Linked DNA regions of Mus musculus: region 2 is linked to region 1. Evidence: chromatin contacts called from ENCODE POLR2A ChIA-PET data. All regions are on one chromosome and are shown on one strand. Each heading gives the region's core, a stretch centred on a gene start or an enhancer-like site at or near the end of the contact. The rest is flanking DNA. Distances are from core to core; before and after follow the strand shown. Region 1 holds the start of St14 (suppression of tumorigenicity 14 (colon carcinoma)). Region 2 holds the start of 1700023A20Rik (RIKEN cDNA 1700023A20 gene).

The links. ChIA-PET counts read pairs that join two places held with the same protein, here RNA polymerase II (POLR2A).
Region 2: POLR2A ChIA-PET joins it to region 1 with 16 read pairs in embryonic stem cell. The contact joins the promoter of 1700023A20Rik here to the promoter of St14 in region 1. POLR2A ChIA-PET finds 5 or more read pairs at or near these places in 2 of 5 experiments (Patski and embryonic stem cell).

The regions. Positions count from the first base shown.
Region 1 is chr9:31,130,383-31,134,240 of GRCm38, forward strand. It overlaps St14 (suppression of tumorigenicity 14 (colon carcinoma)), which reads right to left and starts at 1,417. Exons shown (of 19, transcript NM_011176.4): 1 at 1,164-1,417. The coding sequence starts at 1,244.
Region 2 is chr9:31,384,362-31,387,986 of GRCm38, forward strand. It overlaps 1700023A20Rik (RIKEN cDNA 1700023A20 gene), which reads right to left and starts at 1,687. Exons shown (of 1, transcript NR_165167.1): 1 at 642-1,687. It overlaps Nfrkb (nuclear factor related to kappa B binding protein), which reads left to right and starts at 1,831. Exons shown (of 26, transcript NM_172766.3): 1 at 1,831-1,909.

The sequences.
Region 1 (3,858 bases), core at 167-2,666:
CCCTAGGGATACGTGGCCTAAACAGGAGACTGAGTTCAGTCACCAGAGGACCCACTTTCAATATCAGCACCCGTCTTCGAAAGGGAAGTCTGGAAGGGCAAACCGAAAATGAGAGAAAAACAGATGAAGGTCAAACACCAAGCGGCAGGCTACCTGCGGAGGAGGCACGAGTTCCAAGCAGGCAATTACTAAGGACTCGCAAACACCCCAATCACAGAAAGAAGGAGAAGGCGGCAGCAGGTGGCATCTCACTGCAGGGCAGAAGCACAGGTTGCGGGGACTCTGTTACAAGGGGTGAGAAGTGAAGTCCCAGCTCACGGTCCCCCGAGATCTGGTCTTCTCCAAGTCAGCAGAGAAGGAGTGCATGAAAAAGCGGCGGAAGGGGAGGCTCGGCTCCAGGAAACTGCCTCTGCCAGAGCAACAAGCCTCGCTCACCAGCCTCTAGCTGCGGTTCAGAAAAAAGCCTGGCCGCTAGTCCCACCAGAGCACGGCGCCACCACTACCCCACGACCCGTGTGTGTCTTTCAGGATAACTAACGCCCTCCCCCACTGTGTGCAGCAAAGTGAAATGCTTCTGAGGTCTTTCAAGAGACTTCTCAGGCTTCTGCTTCCCGCTTACTAAAGGCTTCTTCCAGAAGGCTCAGGACACATGCTTCACCACTACCCAGACAGCCACCTTCTCAAGGGCTCCACACTCTGTGTGGACAAAGCTCTGCTCTGAGTTCAACCCTTACAAAAGATCCAAAGCGCCTTTGACCAGGAAGACTAAAACGAGTTTGTGCAGAGGCCAAGGACAGACAAGTCTCCAACTTGTCCTTGCCATAGCCCAGGTCACCCACTCGGAGCACTGATTGATAGCCCAGAGCAATGGTGACCCCCACGGAGATCCTGCCAGCCCCAACCCCGACGCCTCCGGGCCCTACGGCTTCCCACCTCCTCAGTGCCCAGCGCGAGGCAGGTCTGGGACCGAGGTCCGACCGGCCCCGCCCTGCCACCAGCGGCCAGGCACCCACCGAACAGGAAATTCCACCTGTGCGCCCGAGCTCCGGCCACCCACGAGCCGTAGAGCGGAGCTCGGGCGAAACCGAGGGCCCCGCGCAGGCGACGCTGCGCGCGGATCAGAACTGTGGACGCCCGACCCCGGGTCCCCAGCCCTCGCCCACCTCTAGCCGGGAGTTGTACTTGAGTCCCGCGCCGAAGTCCTGAGAGCCCCCTCCGGCCTTGCGGCCCCGATTGCTACCCATGGTTTTGGCGGTCCGATCGCCGGTCTCAGACGCGTGGTCCCTCCGGGCAGCCGTCTACCATGGCCCGCGGGGTGTTGGGGACACGAGGGACGAGGGGGACGAGGTGAGGCACGGGCCAAGTTCCGGGGCAGGCCCAGCGCGCCCGGCCCGCGGCGGAGGCTCCAGTTCTCATCCTTCCTCCCAGCTCAGGTAGTTTCAGGGTGTGGCCTCCAGGGTCGCCCCGCCCCTCCAGCCAGCCAGCACCGGCGCCCGCACACCTGTTGCGGCCGGTCCCGCCTTCCGCCACGCCCCCAGGAAGCTCTTTCCCTCCCGCCAGAACCCCGAAAAGGAGCACCACAGAGTTCTGGCTCTTTCTTCCTCTTTGTCACGGGTGGCTCTTTCTCCTGGAGCACAGCCCTTCAGTCCGGTCCTTTGATACTGGCCATCTCTCCACCATCTTTAATACAATTTTAATCTCTCTCCCGTGGATCTTTCCCTACAATCAATCATGTTACCAGATGCCTGTGTCTCCGTTATTGTCCCTTCAAAACCGTAGCCAGCTGTTGTTAAGACCAGGCCTTCCTCCTGTGTCATGTCCCCTCCTGGGGACAGTAGCAGCCTCTTCTTCGCTGTCAGAGCCACTGACAGTGGCCTGTGCCCAGAGAAATGATTGCAGGTCCCCAGAGTCTTTCTCCAACTATTTGCAGCATCAGATACTGACTGCACATCCCGTCTTGAAAAGCGTCTTTTCTGTATTTTCGTAATCCTTTCTGACCTCTAGACTAGATCGCTAGTCAACCTCCTCCCTTTTTTCTACACTCCCTTCCTTTAATTTGTTGTTATTGTTGTCGTTGTTTATTTGCGTGTTTGAGAACAACTTGCGAGATACTTGGTCTCTCCTTGCACCTTGTGGGTTCTAGGGATGGAGAATCATCAGGCTGGGCAGTAAGAGCCCTTACTGGCTCAGTCATCCTGCAGGACCCACACTTTCCTTCTTTAAGGATACGTGCCTTCCCAGCACAGGCACCAAAGGTGTTCCCCACCTGGGTATTTCTCTGCTGATATTCTGCAGTCTTGATTAGTGAACCAAAACTCCTGAGCTCATAGTATGTGCTGTCCTAGCTCTTGGGAAACAAGAATGAGCAAAATGAAATTTTGCTCCTTTGAACTCCTACTTTGAAATTAACAAGCCCCAAGTTTCTACCTAGAACCCAGCCCTTCTTAAAATAACATAAATCTCTATGAGTCTGTGTCCCACAGCAGCTACAGCAAGCAGAGCCCCCTGCTGATGTATTCTGGAGATAAGTGATGTAACAACTCTGGTGATATTAGACCAAAGAGAGTCTACTGACACAGACTCGTCCTCCCTGTGAGCCAGGACTGGGTCTTTCTGTCTCTCTATCATTGCACTACTGTGTCTCACTGACCGGAGTCTTCCAAGTCTAAGTTATGTGAGTGTGATGCACAGGGAAATAAATTTGCCACTATACTGCATGCAAAGAATTCCAAAGCCAAATGGAGCATATTGAAAAATAACTCCCTGCTTTGGATTACCACTGGCACAAACACCCTTTAATTAGTGAATGACTGAAAGTTAGCCTGATTCGAGGCAGCAAAGACTAGAAGGGACTTGTGGCTCTGGACCTGCTATTCTGTTGAGAAAAGAATGACTCATTTTCTTTCTCAACTTCCTGCAGTTCCATCCTTTATCTCAGAAAGCTAAATGTGTATCTCGTCTGTGAGAGGCACCCATCTGGTCATTTGAGTGCAGGCAATGCCACAAATCTGTCGTAAGTCCAGCAGAAGAGTCACCCTCCTGTGCTATGCACACCCTATGTGCATGCCTAGGACATCCCTATGACCAACAACCGGACAAAGTAAACTTTATGCTAACATCTTAAATCTGTTTGGTTTAATCGTTATAAAGTATATATAAGGCAGGTGTGGTGGCAAACACACGGGCCAGCCTGATCTACATAGCAAACCCTGCCTCAATAAAGAAAGAACAATATACATGATATTAAGTACTTTTGTCTCTAAATTGTCAACAAAGAACCCCAAGAGTAGCCAGTTTAAAAACCCAAAACCTGAGATGATGCTCAATGGTAGAGTAAGTCTCATATGGTATTCATGCACTTGATATCCAGCATGACACACACACACACACACACACTCATGGCACGCACACATGCATATAGTCTTCAGTCCTTCTCATCTCTCACTGTACAAGGCTAACTCAGAACCAAATGAGCCAGCCTTGACCACATGCCTCCCTCACTGCACAACCATGCCCCTCCCTGGGCTAGACCAGCTTAGTCCAAAGCTGCTATAACTCTCTTCCTGGACTTCTCAGAACACTCTGCCTGCTGGGAAAGTCGAGTTCACATTCATAAGACCTTTCTCCAACTCACTCATGTCCTTGAGGCAAGTCACTCAGAAGGTGAGCATATGTGGGTCTAACTCAGGCTAAATCACCTGTTTAAGCTGGCGATAATAAAGGAAGGGGGAGTCATGGCATGTAGACCTAGCTCAAGTTTAAAGTCACCAAGACTTTTAAGACAGCAGGACCAGGAAGCTCGAGGGCCACTCCTTCAAGGAAGAGGAAAACCCTGCAGCGGCAAAGATGTGTAGGAGA
Region 2 (3,625 bases), core at 437-2,936, 250 kb after region 1:
TGAGATCTGATGCCCTCTTCTGGTGTATCTGAAGACAACTACAGTGTACTTACATATAATAAATAAATAAATCTTAAAAAAAAAAAGAAATATGTATCACTTGTGGGTGAAGAGTATGTGTGTGTGTGGGGGGGGCGGGGGTTGAGGTAAACCTATGCTTTGTTAAATTTTGTATGACCCTAAAACTGCTCTAAGAACAAGGGCTAATGAAAATGGCAGTTTGTAATGTTTTAATGCTCTCCTGTCTGGTCACCCAGAGTGACGCTGCACTGCCATTTCTAATTGGTGGTTTCTAATTCCAACAGGATCCAAGGACATCTTTTTTGTTTGTTTTTTGTTTTCTTCGAGACAGGGTTTATCTGTATAGCCCAGGCTGTCCTGGAACTCACTTTGTAGACCAGACTGGCCTTGAACTCAGAAATCCACCTGCCTCTGCCTCTCTGCCTCTCTGCCTCTCTGCCTCTCTGCCTCTCTGCCTCTCTGCCTCTCTGCCTCTCTGCCTCTCTGCCTCTCTGCCTCTCTGCCTCTCTGCCTCTCTGCCTCTGCCTACCTTCCGAGTGCTGGGATTAAAGGCTTGCGCCACCATGCCCCGCTGATCCAAGGACGCTTATAGAGTCAGTGGGTGTGTGTGCGCGTGCGCATGGGTGCAAAGATTTGGCTTTATTTGGAAAGCACTATTTTCCACTGAGAGAAGGACATGCCTGGCATGCCCTGCTCCCCTGACATGTTTATTAAACCGAAGGAACAGTGGCTAACCCACGCAGGACCAGAGGGTGAACTGTAGAATACTTGAGAAGACATTCTAAATAAGACGGTCTTAGAGAAAGAAGGCGTAATGATGAATCATAAGAGTAAGTTGTCGATGTTTTCACTTTCTGCAAGTTGTGCGGACTTGGAGACATGGGTTAGAGTCTGTGTTATATTTCCCAACCTTCAAGACTGCAAGAGGTCCTCCACTGTCTGGTGGCCTCAGCAAAGCCTTCCCGACAGAGTGGTGGTGTCTAACAGTTTTCTTCTGCAGGGAAGCTCTTTAAACAACTCAAGAAAAGCTCTTTAAGCAACTCAAAATAGCTTCAGGAAGTCCCCGAAACGGATCAGATTCTTTAGGCTCCTCTCTGCCAGAATAAACGATAAAAGCTGAGAGACCTTCTCAGATGGAAGGACGCTAAACTGAGGATTCTGAGTTGGGGAAAAAGCTACAAAGTCGACTCTGAGGCCAGACCAGCTACCTGGAGGCAGCAGAAACCAGCTGAGCTGCCTGGAAAGGTGTAGACCAACTGAGGCACCTGGAAAGGACTCATTGCAACCTGTTGAGCTGCTTGTAGGCTGTGCAGTGTTTCAGGTTCCCAGCTTTTGTGAGTTGTCACTCATGCTGGGGTGAGCCTTGGTTTTTCAGCTAAGTCATTTCTGCTCTTGTTAAGTAAACCCTCACCCATATGCCTGCAAGTAATCCCAATAGTAGTTCACCAAGTTGGACTTGGGTGGTCTCGGTATTTTGATTTGTCGTGTTGAGTATCCCCTGGAAAAATTTTGTCACACAAGAAGTGGTGGTTAGCACGGTGCCTGTCAGACTGTGCTCTTGCTTCGCAGCTGACAAAAGGCGACATCGCTCTATCCTCCAAAGCTCCTGAGCCAGGAGAACCCCGCACAGAATGGATCGTGCCTTCTCCGCACCGACGTAGCTTGTGGCACCAGACGCGTCGGGGCGGTTCAGGTGCTGCCACAGGCTCCGCCCCTGCCCGTCCTGCCCAATACGCTCCGCCCCGCCGTTAGGTTTCGCCCCACAGGTCCCGCCCCTTCCGCTGCCGGAGCCCGGAACGTGCGCGTACCCAGACGCCTTGCGGGAGCGAGCGCGTTTCGGAGCCCACGGCCCGACGAACCCCGGGTGAGACCCGCGGACTCTGCTGAGGTGAGGGCGGGCCCAGGCGTCGGGTTTGGTGGGTGCCGGGGGAAGGGGAGAAGCGGGGAGAAAGGGAGAAGCGGGGCGTTGCCGTGGGCACGCGGCGGGCCCCACGCGTGGCGTGCGGCTGCCGGGTGGGCGAGGGTTAGGGGGAGGACGTGTGGGGGAGGGGCGGGCCGCGGCGCGCTGCGCGCAGGTGGGGCTGGCGACGTGGGGCTGCGGTCCGAGGTCCTTGCTTGCTGGTTGCTCGCGAGGGTCTAGAGGGTGGGCTAGCCCAGGTGCAGAGAAGAGGCCTTCCTGGTCTAGCGAAGCAGCCCGGGACACCCCCAACACTTAGAAATCGGCAGCTTCCGGGGTTCCGGCTCGCTAGCAGCGCCCCTGTTTTTGTATTTTGAGTTCTTGTGCAGAATAAGTGGCAAGGCAGCGGTTGTCGCTAGATAATTATGTGTAGCTTAATCAACCGCCGGTATTGGAAGCAGCTTCTGAGTGAGTTGTGTACATTGTGCACCTGTCAGATGAGGTAACTGGCTTTGCACGCTGTCTATGCCACTTACGCTAAGAGGAGTTTATTCTAAGCATCAGGTTGCCTCTGTCTGTCGGTCTGCCTGCCGGCCTTCCTTCCTTTCTTTTTTTCTTTCTTTTTTTTAAGTTTTGTTACGTGCAGGTGTCTTGCTCCTTTCTCACTTTCACTCAGTTATTTAGGCGCTACATGCGTGCAGGATGTCCTCAATTCTCTGTGTGCTGACGATGAGCGCGCACAGTTACCTGGGGACCACACAGCTGTGTCCATGTAACACTCGCCGTATCTTTCCTTGATCTGAAATACTGTCAGAACGTGAAATCATTTTGCAGAAAAGAGCTTCCATTCTAGGTATATTACAGACTTACCCATTATCATTTGAGAACTTGGGAAGTGGGAAGGATCTTCACTGTTAATGTAAGCTCACTTAGCTGGAGATTCCCTTTAAGATCCTAAGAGAAAAGAAAGGTAGGAAGGGCCTGGTCCAACTCCTCCTTAACTACAGGTAAGGAGCCTGACACCTGGTGAGGTAAGATGTCACAGATAGTGACGGCCCCAGGGTAGAATCTGGTTGCTCTTCCCACTTTTGTGGGCTTGTTGGTCTGTTTGTCAGTAATAGTGATAAGAGTCCAGTACATGTAGAGCAGCTGGGTCATGACCCTTTTGGAGTGGGGGTTGAGTGACCTTTTCAGACTGATCATCTAAGACCATTGAAGAACACAGATATTTACATTACAAGTCGTAACAGCAAAATTGCAGCTATGAAGTAGCAACAGAAGCGGTTTCATGGTTGGGAGGTGGGTCACCACAACTCGAAGGCCGTAGCATTGGGAAGGCTGGGAACCACTGAGGTACAGCGGTGAGTTCCAGTTCACTGTGCCTTAGCACTGTTCAGAACCGTGGCCTCAGCTTCATACTGATTCCAGCTTTGGGAAATGCTTGCATTAACTTACATGGATCTGAAGGTCAGATTGGCCACTGACAGCTAATAACAGTCTGGTGATTGGAGCCCTAGGAATTTATGTGGATGAATAAAATCATATCAGGTGTTTACAGTTTAAACTGAGAGTATGTAAGAAGTATTGTATATGATATTAACATCTGCAGGCAAGCCAACCAAGAGTTGGGTAAGCGATTTCCAAGCTTTGATCTTCAGTTAGTACCTGTATAATAGGTATAATAAGCACAGCTGTAAGAATTACTTG